Linked DNA regions of Homo sapiens: all the other regions are linked to region 3. The links are chromatin contacts, found by Hi-C or POLR2A ChIA-PET in ENCODE. All regions are on one chromosome and are shown on one strand. The core of a region is the stretch at or near the end of the contact, and the rest is flanking DNA. Distances in the headings are between cores, read along the strand shown. Region 1 overlaps KSR1 (kinase suppressor of ras 1). Region 2 overlaps KSR1 (kinase suppressor of ras 1). Region 3 has its middle 47 kb from the start of LINC03146.

The links. A loop is a pair of places that touch in the nucleus more often than their neighbours do. ChIA-PET counts read pairs that join two places held with the same protein, here RNA polymerase II (POLR2A). Pooled maps may share reads with other maps.
Region 1: a pooled map shows a loop between it and region 3 (2.3-fold over the local background). The contact joins two enhancer-like sites. A Hi-C loop is called at or near these places in 1 of 168 maps with a recorded cell type or tissue (Ramos) and 4 of 50 pooled maps. POLR2A ChIA-PET finds 5 or more read pairs at or near these places in 1 of 52 experiments (activated CD8-positive, alpha-beta memory T cell).
Region 2: a loop to region 3 is called in a map of B cell, with 30 times the contacts of the local background. The contact joins two enhancer-like sites. A Hi-C loop is called at or near these places in 28 of 168 maps with a recorded cell type or tissue (B cell, CD14-positive monocyte, CD8-positive, alpha-beta T cell and 20 more), 36 of 37 single-sample maps with no recorded cell type and 21 of 50 pooled maps. POLR2A ChIA-PET finds 5 or more read pairs at or near these places in 2 of 52 experiments (activated T-cell and activated naive CD4-positive, alpha-beta T cell).

The regions. Positions count from the first base shown.
Region 1 is chr17:27,524,354-27,528,534 of GRCh38, forward strand. All of the region lies in intron 1 of KSR1 (kinase suppressor of ras 1), which reads left to right. It also overlaps the pseudogene MSANTD3P1. Among named protein-coding and RNA genes, the nearest start is that of KSR1, 70 kb to the left of the region's middle. Within about 2 kb of position 2,503, at least 6 of the 41 ENCODE cell types and tissues checked have a DNase peak (open chromatin) inside an H3K27ac peak, as active enhancers do.
Region 2 is chr17:27,598,443-27,602,486 of GRCh38, forward strand. It overlaps KSR1 (kinase suppressor of ras 1), which reads left to right. Exons shown (of 21, transcript NM_001394583.1): 11 at 2,918-2,959. Among named protein-coding and RNA genes, the nearest start is that of LGALS9, 31 kb to the right of the region's middle. Within about 2 kb of position 1,574, at least 6 of the 41 ENCODE cell types and tissues checked have a DNase peak (open chromatin) inside an H3K27ac peak, as active enhancers do.
Region 3 is chr17:27,377,400-27,381,645 of GRCh38, forward strand. No RefSeq gene overlaps it. Among named protein-coding and RNA genes, the nearest start is that of LINC03146, 47 kb to the left of the region's middle. Within about 2 kb of position 2,937, at least 14 of the 41 ENCODE cell types and tissues checked have a DNase peak (open chromatin) inside an H3K27ac peak, as active enhancers do.

The DNA.
Region 1 (4,181 bases), core at 1,253-3,752, 150 kb after region 3:
GTAATATTGAACAGCTGAGGAAATGTGTCAAGATCTTTGAACTTGAAGGGAATGAGAGAGAGAAGGGGGAGCTGAAGAGAAAGTATTTATTAAGGCCAGAAAGATTTGAATGCAGGTTTGGAGGCTGAAGGACAGCTAGATCTCCCCTCCCCATCCCCTTCCCAAGGAGGGAGGTATTGATGGGAGGTGAGGATAGGCAAATCCAGCAAGTACAGGCCGGTGGCCTCCAGTATCTCTGCAAAGGGGCTTGTAGAGCATGAAACTGGTAAGATGCTGCCCCAGGAATTGGGGAAGAGCAAGGAATTAGATAGAATCAAATCAAAGAGCTGCTAAGCCAGAGGAAGTAGGTCAAAACCTAAAACTTTGGATGTCCCCAACCCACCTGCACATTGAGTTTTCTCCAGTAGCAATTATAGGAGCAGAGAAAAAGAGATTACCCAGGATTAGAAGGCTGCAGGCAGAGCGGCAGGAAAAGGCAGGGAGGGGGCTCTGGGTTCCTGGAGTGGCAGTGGTGGTGTGGAGTTCAAGCAGGGTTATATTACATTATGCTGTAAGGTGGAAAACGGTGGGGCACATTTTAGAAATATTCCCATTAGAAATGGTAAGAAAGAAAAAATCTTATGCCCATGAAGTTGTAAATGTCAGAGCATTGTCTCATCATTACTGAAAATGTGATCATTCTAGACACACAGAATTGTGCTCTCAGTCACCCGCATCAGTCCTTCTGTATATTTTGAGTTGCATTAATTTGCAGGCCACTTATTTAATATGAAACTGTGCCTGCTTGTTACTTGGTAGCAGACCTGGGAGCCAGGTGGCCTGGGTTCAGATTCCAGCTCCGCCTCTTACTTACTGTGTGAACTTGGACAGGGCTGTGTACAGTCAAGCAGGTTGTGCACTGCACAAGGGGGTGAAGGGTTCCTTAAATCCAGACTGCCCCTATTGCCAGGAATATGCCTTTTGTGGGTCTGTGCTGTGTCTGTGCAGAGGATGGGATGCACTCTTTCACCTTGCACAAAGGCACTGCATGGGTTGGTTCTGGCTCTGGCTTTGGGCAAGTTGCCTCTGTGCATCAGTTTCGTTGGAGAGAATAAATGAGTTACCGCATGTAATGTGCTTGGAACAGGGCCTGACACATGGCTAAGAACCATGGTAAGGATTAAATGCTGATTATATGTAGTACTGGAATGAGCTGAGCCTTCTGGGTCTCCTCTGAAGGCTTATCTTGAGTTTCCCAAAGCCTGGCATTTAGGAGAGGATACAGCTCTCCACCCCTTACAGTTTGGTCACTGAGTTTGCATTTTTTCCCAAAGGTTCCAAAGGTTTCCAGAGGTTCTCTCTAAACCTTAAGCTTTTCCAGGTTGCAGCTGCTTAATCTTCAGGCAGCTGACCTTGGTGTTCCTGGTGCCTTCTTCATCTGAAAGAGGATGAGGTAGTTGGGGCCAAGGACACCCCGGGTAGTCTAGCAAGATTTGCCCTTCAGACATTTGTGTAAATCTTCTCCCTAAACATCAAACTGGAGAAATACAGGTGTGCTATAGGGAGAATGAAAAGAGCCCTTTCCAATTTGGAACAGTTTGCGTGGAAGGTGGGGCCTTGCCCCTATGGCATCCAGATCTGTTCGGTAACTGCAACTAACTTTTCTTTTCTTTTCTTTTCTTTTCTTTTCTTTTCTTTTCTTTTCTTTTCTTTCTCTCTCTCTCTCTCTCTTTCTTTCTCTTTCTTTCTTTCTTTCTTTCTTTCTCTCTCTCTCTCTCTCTCTCTCATGGTTCTTGTATGAATTCTAATTAAGAGACATTACATTCAGAATTATAGCACTCATGGTGATAATTTTCAGAAGACTGTAACAGCTTCTTTGCCACTTAAGGGGTACAAAGGGTGCAGCTGTTTCCCTGAAGGAATTCTTAAGTTAGTGACTACTACCACTCAAATTTTCCTAGTTGTCGCTCTGTTACAGGTTACTGACCGCAAGTCCATGTTCCAGACATTCTTTGCCAACACAATTAATTACAAGAGAGCCACCCCCAAAGTCTTAGGGTGAATTGGGAAAGGGCCGGTTAAATGAGGAAGCAGGCCATTCCTTGGTAAAAGTTTGTAGTTTTTTTTCCCAATACATCTTCTCTTTATTGAGAACTTCATTTTTATCCTGTGTTCCTCCTCTGCCATCTCACACTCTCGCTCTGTCTGCTGGATTTTGGCCACAATGCACCTCATTCATTTGTATCAGTTGCAATTGTAAGATGGACATTTGTTGATCATGTTCAGTCCTCGTGCATCTTTTTTAAAGCACCTTCCTGAGAGATTTTGCTCATGTAGTTTTTATTGGCTGTTATTCTGACAGCTGAACACGAGGGTTCAGGTTGAGAGGTCCTCTCACGTGTTGGAAAACGTATGAACTCTTTCTCATCATCGCACAGTTCTCTATTTGAAACAGCAAATGATTCTTGGGCCGTGGCGTGGTATTTGGGCTCCTCCTCCGGGGGGAGGGGTGGAAGGAGTGCTCTGCAGGAAGTAGAGCTGCTCCAGCAGCATGCTGGTGATCTCCTTCCCTAGGACTTGGTTACTCAGGAGGGGGCTGACGCTCCCTTTCACCTTCTCTCTCCTTTCATGGGCCATAATTGTTTTAGTCCAAGCCTTGATGTTCTCCCAGCCCTTCTTCAGCTGTTTGAAATCCGGCAGGGACAGCTCGGCTGAGAGTTGCATTCGTGGGTCAGCGCCTGCAGGTACATTGATTGCTTAAGGGCAATAGTTCACACATCACTTTTCTTACATTCCAGCACATATTTGTACTTTTCTACTAAAATCAGCAGGGTACTCTTTTCTAGTTCTGAGAAGTATTTGGCAGGTTTTATAATTTCATTGTTTTGCATTTTCCACTATATTTCCCCTGGCCGCCAGCTATCCTGTAATCCCAGCTACTTGGGAAGTTGAGGTAGGAGGACTGCTTAAGCCCAAGAGGTCAAGGCTACAGTGAGCCATGTTTGCACCACTGCACTCCAGCCTGGATAACAAAAGGAGACACTGCAGTGGCACACCCGCCCCCCCCCCCCCCTTTTTTTTCTTTTTTGAGACAAAGTCTTGCTCTGTCACCTAGGCTAGAGTGCAATGGCGTGATCTTGGCTCACTGCAACCTCCGCCTCCTGGCGATTCTCCTGCCTCAGCCTCCCGAGTAGCTGGGACTACAGGCACCAGCCACCAAGCCTGGCTAATTTTTGTATTTTAGTAGAGATGGGGTTTTACCATGTTGGCCAGGCTGGCCTTGAACTCCTGACCTCAAGTGATCCACCCACCTTGGCCTCGCAAAGTGCTGGGATTACAGGCGTGAGCCATGCCCGGCCTGACTTCTTGTTTGGGGCACAAATCAGACTGTATAAGAATCATGAGAAAAACAATAATATCTTGGGCTTTCACCAAATGTTTTATCCTGGTCAGCAGTATCTTTAGAAGACACAAATTTTCATAGTTTCTTGATTTTAGGATATATTTCATAGTTTAATATTTCTGAAATTGGGAGGCTTTGTACGATGTCTTTAATGTAGTAATTCTTTGCTCTCCCCAAATGCTGTTATTACATTGATTATGTGTCTCATAAATGAACATCCCTACCTCTTGTGGGTCATCCAGGATGGAATTTGTTTTATTGGTCAGTAGAAAAGGCTATGACCTAATTAGTGTATCGAGTAGGTATTCTGTGTAAGTTAATGCATTTATTTTGTTTTTTATTATTTTTGAGATGAAGTCTCACTCTGTTGCCGAGGCTGGAGTGCAGTGGTGCCATCACGGCTCACTGCGACCTCTGCCTACTGGGGTTCAAGCAATTCTTGTTCCTTAGCCTCCTGAGTAGCTGGGATTACAGGTGCGTGCCACCATGCCTGGCTAATTTTTGTATTTTTAGTAGAGAGAGGGTGTCACCATGTTGGCCAGGCTGGTCTCAAACTCCTGACCTCAGGTGATCTGCCCACCTCAACCTCCCAAAGTGCTGGGATTACGGGTGTGAACCACTGTGCCTGGCCAAGTTAACACGTTTAGTCTTTAACACATTTGGTCTTTGGAAGAAACTGAAGCTCAGGAATGGATCAGTAATTTGTTAAAGGTCACACCGCTAGAAAAGAGTGGATCCAGTATGTGAGCCCAGCTCTGTCTAATCATGATGTTCAGTTCTTTCTCCTTCCCAGGAGAGA
Region 2 (4,044 bases), core at 324-2,823, 220 kb after region 3:
TTCTTTTGGGGACGGTGGAGACGGAGATCTTGTAGGAATCTCTCTCTTTGCCTTCACCTCAGCACGCACGTGGCTGGATATCTCCTGACATTCACGCGTTGTCCTGAGCACACCCCTCCCCTCCCTGCATTGAGTGATGGCCCATTTGATTAACCTCCTCTCCCATTCTGCTCTGTCTTTATTATGCTCTGAAACTGTGCCTTTTGCTAAACCTCCCAGTTTGGGTTTTTGTAAAAGCAAAGGGTGTGTTTGGAACACGGCAGTCACAGAAAAAGTTCTTTTTGCACAATCAGCCAGACCCTTGCTGCTTTCCCTGATGTCCCCAGATTGGGCCTTCATCGTCCCCTGCACAGAGGCCTCACTCTCTCCAAGATCCTGTCTCTTTGGTCGTGGCAGCACCAATGGGTCAACCCTCCCCCCAACCCCCACTGCCCGCCCGGCTGGCCCGGTGGTTCAGCTGGAGAAGGCACGCCTCCTATCGTCCCCTGCTCTGTGCTGTGCAGGGGCATTGCACTTGAACTTCAGGGGTAAACCTGGGAAAAGATTATAGTCACGTGCTGCTTCACAACGGGGAAATGTTCTGAGAGAGAGATTCCGTGATTTCATTGTTACGTGAGCATCATAGAGCGCACTTACGTAAACCCAGATGGTATAGTCCTCCACACGCCTCGGCTGTGTGGTGTAGCCTGTTGTTTCTAGACTGCAAACCTATGCAGCATGTGACTGTACTGAATATTGTAGGCAATTGTAGCACAATGCTAAATATTTGTGTATCTAAACATCTGAACACAGAAAAGCTACAGTAAATATACAGCATAAAATATTAAAAATAGGGCTGGGCACAGTGGCTTATGCCTGTAATTCCAGCATTTTGGGAGGCCGAGGTAGGCGGATCACTTGAGGCCAAGAGTTCAAGACCAGCCTGGCCAACATGGTGAAACCCCATCTCTACTAAAAATACAAAATTAGCCAAGTGTGGTGGCACATACCTGTAGTCCCAGCTACTCAGGAGGCTGAGGCATGAGAATCGCTTGAACCCAGGATGTGGAGGTTGCAGTGAGCTGAGATTGCACCACTGCACTCCAGCCTGGGTGACAGAGCAAGACTCTGTCTCTAAATCAGTCAATCAGTCAATTGTTCTTTATTTGTAGGGGACTGGAAGCTGCTCTGGAAGAATTCCTGTACACTATTGTAGACTTTATAAACACTAAACACTTAGGCTATACTAAATTTATTTTAAAATATTCTCCTCAATAATAAATTAACCTTAGCTTACAACTTTTTTACATTATAATCTTTAAACATTTTTTTTAACTTGGACTCTTTTGTAATAACACTTAGCCCAAAACAAACATATTGTATAGCTGTACAAAAACTTTTTTTTTGAATTTTTATAAGCTTTTTTCTATTTTTAAAATCCTTATTTTTTCTTTTACTTTTTAAACTTTTTTGTTAACTAAGACACACACGCTAGCCTAGGCCTGTGCAGCCTCAGGATCATCAATATCACTGTCTTCCACCTCCACATCTTGTCCCACCGGAAGGTCTTCGGGGCAGTGACATACATGGAGCTGGCATCTCCTGTGATAACAGTGCCACCTTCTGGATACCTCCTGAAGGACCTGCCTGAGGCTAGTTTACAGATAACTTTTTTTTTTTTTTTTTTTTTTTGGTAAGTAGAACAAGTATACTCTAAAATCATGATTAAAAGACTGGATGTGGTGGCTCACGCCTGTAATCCCAGCACTTTGGGAGGCCAAGGTGGGCGGATCACCTGAGATCAGGAGTTCAAGACCAGCCTGGCCAACATAGTGAAACCCCGTCTCTACTAAAAATACAAAAATTAGCCAGGCATGGTGGTGGGCTGGGTGCCTGTAATCCCAGCTATTTGGGAGGCTGAGGCAGGAGAATCGCTTGAACCCAGGAAGCAGAGGTTGCAGTGAGCTGAGATTGTGCCATTGCATTCCAGCCTGGACAACAGAGCAGGACTCTGTCTCAAAAAATAAATATATAAATAAAAAAAATTTTAAAAATGATTAAAAGTACAATATAGTAAATACATAAACCAGTAATACAGTTGTTTATTCTCATTATCAAGTAAGATGCTACCGTGCATAATCGTGCGTGCCATCCTTTTATACAGCTTGTAGTTCCGTGGATTATTTCCCGCCAGCGTCACCACAGACACGTGAGGAATGCATGGTGCTGCCCTGTTACCACAGCTACCACATCACTAGGCAAGAGGAATTTTCCCACTCCATTATAATTAGGGCCACCGTCATGTATGTGGTCCCTTGTTGACCAAAACAACATTCTGTGGCACATGACTGTATTTACACCCCCATTTGACAGTGAGACAGCTGGAGAGGTTAGCCAACTCCCTAAGGTCCCAGAGCCTAGTTATGTGGCAGAATTGAGGTTGGAACATGCTGTCAGCTTCCAGAACCCCAGTGTATCCTTTTCAGTCACCTATGAGAGAGAGAGAAAAAAATGTGGGTAGGGAGTGGTAAGGTTGAGACACTCTGGAGGTACAGGTGGGGCTCAGGGGGAGGAGGCCATTCTTCCGTACATAACACTGTTAAACTTTTCAGAATCACTGTTTCTCTCCCATTGTATTTTGCCCTTCTGGGCTCACATGCATTTCACAGAGTGCTGGTGACCGGAGACGGGGTCTTGGAATGCCCAATCCTCCAGTGCAAGCCCCTTTAGTCCTGCAGACTCCTGCCAGGGCCCATTTTCTCCCAGCTCTTTTCCTCCTTCCTGCATGGTTTGGCCTGTCCTTGCCAGGTCCATCTGGGGTAGGGCTGTCCCAGCCCAGTAACAAGTCCCTGCCTCCCAAGCCGGTACCTGCAATTCCGCTCCTCCCTCCTGCGTTGGCCGTTCTGTGTGTGTGACTCACCTCCTCTTCTGTTTAAAGCTGCCTACTTCATTCATCATAGACAGCAGTTTATCTTTCCAGGTGAGTCCTTTGCATGGTTCCATTAACTGCCCTTTGCTGTGACCCCTTCTGTCCTGCCCACCTGGGCAGGGCGCCCTCTCTCTGGGTACCTTTGGAGATACTTGAGTCTCCCTCCACCTGTTCTGAGAGCTGACTGCCCATAGAGGATGGGAAGAGGGCAGGGCAAGTGCCCTGGTGGTAGGCCTCTTACGTGAGAAGTTCTTGCTGGGAGGGACCCTGGAATCCATCCCATCCAGCCTCTTGGCACAGAGACTGCAGGCAACCTTTTCAAGGTCACACTGCTAGGAGATGGCAGAAGGACTAGAATCTGGGTTTATAGAATGGGGAGAGGACTTTTTGCTAATGCCTTATGAGCATATGTCACCGTATCCTCCCTTGCACAATGATGGGAGGATATCTTATGCACAATGTCTTAGAGAAGTAGAAACCCATTTGGGAAGGTCTGCGGGCTTCTCTTAGTGGGCTTCACCCTTCTGTGCCTTACCACACAGTGCCATCTGCTGGCCATTGCTGGAAATGCCTCCTTATTGCAGAAAGTTTAAAGGAAAACGCTTTCAGTAAGTCAATACATTGAGTCCCTTCTGCAAAAGTTGTTTTCTACACTTACTATGTACCAACCTTTTCATTCCTGCCCCTAAAGTGCTTGAGATCAGTGCTTTTTACTGTAACTGAAGGTGATGAGCATAATGGTGTTTAAAACAAAGACTGTAGCTGTTTTTTTTTTGGATTGAACAGGACTGTCTTGAAGTCACAGTATTTTGGTTACTCCAGGCTTTTCTATTCCCTAAGCCAGCTCCATTAGGGGGTTGACTTGGAGCATCTGTGAGTCCTTAGAGGACCATCCATATGGCGTTGCTCAGGTGTGTGCAGGGCAGCAGTCAGGGCCCTGAGAACCCGCCTCCCGGAGGCTCCCTCTGAACAGCTGAGCAGCCTCTGCAGTTTCACACCGGTTTTTTGTTGTGGTTCCCCTGGTTACTAGCTCTAGGATGCACGCAGGGAATTACCCCAAAACATTGGGAAGATATGGCTCTTCTCCCAGAAGGGTCCATTTTCCCCCGAAGATATGTCACAGGGAGGGCAAGGAA
Region 3 (4,246 bases), core at 1,687-4,186:
AGGCAGCAGGTAAGGTGAGCTCACTGGGCAGTTACAATGCCTACATCATTCACTTCACTTCATCTTGTTGTATAAGCATTTTATCATGTTACATCATCACAAGAAGAAAAAGGATGGGCACAGTACAATAAGATATTTTGAGAGGAAAAGAGAAAGAGAGAACATATTCACATACTTTTTATTCCAGTATATTGTTATAATTGTCCTATTTTATTATTAGTTCTATTTTATTATTATTATTATTATATTATTCTTACTGTGCCTAATTTATAAATGAAACTTTGTCATAAGTAGGTACATACAGGAAAGACATAGTATATGCAGGGTTTGATACTACCGCCTATTTTAGGTACACTTCAGGGGTTTTGGAACATATCCCTTGCCATTAAGAGGGGACTACTGTATTCGTAATTTGTGTCTTCTGTCTTTCTTAGTTAGCCTGGATGTTGGTTCATCATTTTTATTGATCTTTTAAAAGAACAAGATTTAGATTTTATTTTCTCTATTTATTTCCTGTTTACAGTTTTGTTGGTTTCTGCTCTAATTTTTATTATTCCTTTTCCTCTGCTTGCTCTGAGATTAAATTGCCCCTTTTCTCTAGTTTTTTAAGGGGAAAACTTAGGTTATTAATTTTAGATCTTTCTTTTTTAAAATATATGCATTTAATGATATAAATTTCCCTCTAAGCATTGCTTTCACGGCATTCAACAAATTTTGAAGATTTGTATTTTCATTTTCATTTTCTTTTTTTTTGAAACAGTGTCATGCTCTGTCACACAGGCTGGAGTACATCGGCACGATCATGGCTCACTGTAGTAACCTCAAACTCCCGGGCTCAAGTGATCCTCCCAGCTCAGCCTCCCGAGTAGCTGGGACTATAGGCTTTCACCACCATACTTGGCTAATTTTTTCTATTTTTTTCGTAGAGATAGGTCTCACTTTGTTGCCCAGGCTGGTCTCGAACTCTTGGGCTCAAGCACTTCACCTTCCTCAGCCTCCCAAATTGCTGGGATTATAGGCGTGAGGCACCATGCCCAGCCTCATTTTCATATATTAAAAATATTTAAAAATTTCTCCTGAGACTTCTTCTTTGACCTGTGTGTTACTTAGAAGTGTGTTGTTTAATCTCCAAACATTTTGGGATTTTCCAGCTATCTTGCTGTTACTGATTTCTAGTTTAGTTCTGTTGTGTTTTGAGAACATATTTATACAGGAACAGGATTCTATCCTGGACATTGTTCATGTTACGCTGTAGAGGCTCTGGTTTCTGTTAGTCCTCCGAAACATGTTGATTTCTTTCTTTTTATTAGGCAATTAACTTCAAACTCTGCTCTTCGGTGGCAGCTCAAACCTCAGTTCAGTTATTTTCCTCTGCTAAAGTATTTTTCATGCATGTGTGGTTCAGGGAGCAGTGAGAGATTTGGGCAGAGTTTACAGATGGGATCTGGAGCCACCCCCTTTCCGAGCCTTTCCTTTATGGCACTCCCCACTTCACTTTCCAGTGGCTGTGGTTGCTCTAAACTTTGTACTCTGATTCTTTAGGCCAGAAAGACCGCAGGTTCCCCAAGTGTGCTCTGCTGACTGCAGCGCACCTTCAAGATCAAAGCCAGAAAAACAGATAACTCACCATATGTCATGCCCTTCTTCCAAGTGTTGACTCCCAGCCAGGGCCTACTTGCTTTTATTCACTCTTCAGTGCCTCGCGTTGGTTTTGGGTTTGTTTTGCTTTTTCGTTTTGTTTTGTTTTTGTATTTTGTCAACACTTTCTATCTGTGGGATGGTCAATTCAGTAGGATCTTAGTTCTCGTGGAAGAGAAATCCCCCAACCCAAGTCATAGAAAGGTAACGTCACTGACCTGTGGCCACTCAGCTAGCAAATTGAACGGGTATTCCAACCCAGGACTAAGCAACACCAGTCTCCTCCGCCCCCAACCCCACATACTTTTTATTATGTGGATCTGTCTTCCATCTCTTATTTGTCAAAAGTCCCAGAACTACTTACTCTGACTTTTCTCTTTGCATAAAATCCATCCAGATTTAGGAAGAAGTTTTATTTATTGCCTTTTGTGCATTGTCTCTCCTGTGAAAGGATGATGATTAAAGTGCCTCGGCTTTGAAGTTAAAAATACCTGTGTTCAAATCCTGCCTCTGATATATATGTGATCTTGGACAGGTCGTTCCAGTTTCCTTATCTGTAAAATGGGGGAAACAATAGTATTGACCTCAAAAAATGGTGGTGAAGATTAAATGAGATATTTCACATGAAGCTCAAAGAACGGTGACTGACCTCCAGTAAGCAGTCAATAAATGAGACCTCAGGGGTTTTTCCTACTCTGAGGTAGGGGAGTACTCACAGTGGGATGCTCCATCAGATATTTTTCCAAGAGGAGGGTACATCAGGGGCCTGAGCCCAGGACACTGTTTGAGAGGCTGGTCCTCTTGGGATGCCAGCCTTATTAAGCTGGGGCTGCTGTCATGTCAAATGGAGTAGCACAGGAGCCTAGAGTGGTCCATGTTTTTCGGGGAAAGAAACCCAAGCCCAGAGAGATTCAGCTCCCATCTGAGATCTGTGCAGAGCTGGGAGTGCAGCCCAGCTCCCCTGAGCTCTGCTTCCAAAATCAATGGTATTTTTCTTCTGTTGAATGCCCATGTTCCTCACCGGGGGAGCTTCGGGTGCAGGGCCTGGGCGCAGGGTGGGTGTGGGTGGCTCTCAGAGGCCAGGGGGCCCAAGAGGAGGAGCTGTGAGTACTGCCATCACAGAAGGTGGATGAGGAGGAGATTTCTGTTTTATTTTTCTCCAGCAGGCTGGAACGATTTCTAGAAGGAACACAAAGAGAGGCGGAGAAGCCACTGAAGAAAGAAAGAAAGGAGTAGAGGCTGGGAGCAGGGGGCGGCGTGGGGAATGCAAAGGAGGAAGAGGGGAGTGGCTGCTGCTGGCCGGAGCCGGCGTCTCTGGTTTTGGTCTGGCCGTGGGCCAGCAGGCAGCGGACAGCACAGCACGACGGGCTTGGAGAGCTGGCAGGGCGCTGCGACAGAAAGAGGACGCCGGTCAGGGTGCTGGGGGAGGGGACCCTCTGCCCACCCAACCCCGCCTGGCCAAGGAAATGTCCGTGTAGTGAGCAGTGACCACATGATGCCCTTTCACCCGCCTCACATGTTTAATTAAAAAAACAGAAAAACAACCTCCTTCTAGACAGTCTTATGGTCTCTGTTTTTAGATGGTGTCACAAGGCTCAGAGAGGGTAAATGAAGAGCCCGAGGTCACCCAGCTTGTAGGTAGCAGAGCGGGGATGCTCCTCACCCTGCACGGAGCAGCCTGTAGCATCATAAGCTGTTGCTTGCCCTGACGTGGGGAGCCAGGGGGATGGCGGACTTCTCAGGTTCGTTTCTCTGCCCACACCTGGCAGGCTGTCCCTGAAAGCTGTCCTCTTTCATCATTTATTCAGCCATTCATCCATTCATTCCTGAGCATTCGAGGCTGCGTGCTGAACCCTGGGGGACCACAGTGAACAAGCTAGATACCACCCTTCCTGCGAAGAGCTCGAGGCCAGTGGGGGTCCCTAAGGAGAGCCGGGAACATCAAACCTGCGGATTGGGAGTAAATATTAAATCCAGTTCCTCTCCCCGATTTACATGCACACACACGCACCCGCACAGTCCCTTCATCTTCTGAGTGTCATGGGAACGGGGACTTCTAGCCCTCGGCGGTGGCCAGCAGCACTGGCAGCCGCCCAGCCGCAAGGGGACGCTGTGAGGGCAGCGAGCAGGATTCCCTAGGCCCTCGCCCCCTGGTGGCGGCAGCGGCTCCTGCTCTGCTCACCACGCCCCTCGGTGATTTCTGGCCCTCCCCCGCCCCGGTTGAGCCTCTTGGGGGCCTCTTGGGTCACCACTTCTCTCCCTTCCTGTTCCAGCCCTGTGGGGAGGGCCTGTTGGCCTTCACCTAGGCCATGCCCTGGTGTTGCCACAAAGCGCCTTGGAGGCCGTATCTCACCAGCCGGCAGGAGGTCCCTGCATCAGGCCTGGGCCTCAGACACATTCTCTCCTGTGATCCTCTAGCCAGCCTCTCCCCCGTCCCCCCTTCTGATGAGCCAAAGGTTCTGCGCCATGCATGCTCAAGCTGGGACTGCCGCTGTCCTGGACAGAGACCAGCTCTAAATCAGGCAATTTAGAGCCAGGCGTGGTGGCCTGCGCCTATGGTCCCAGCACTTTGGGAGGCCCAGGCAGGAGGATTGCTAGAGCCCAGTAG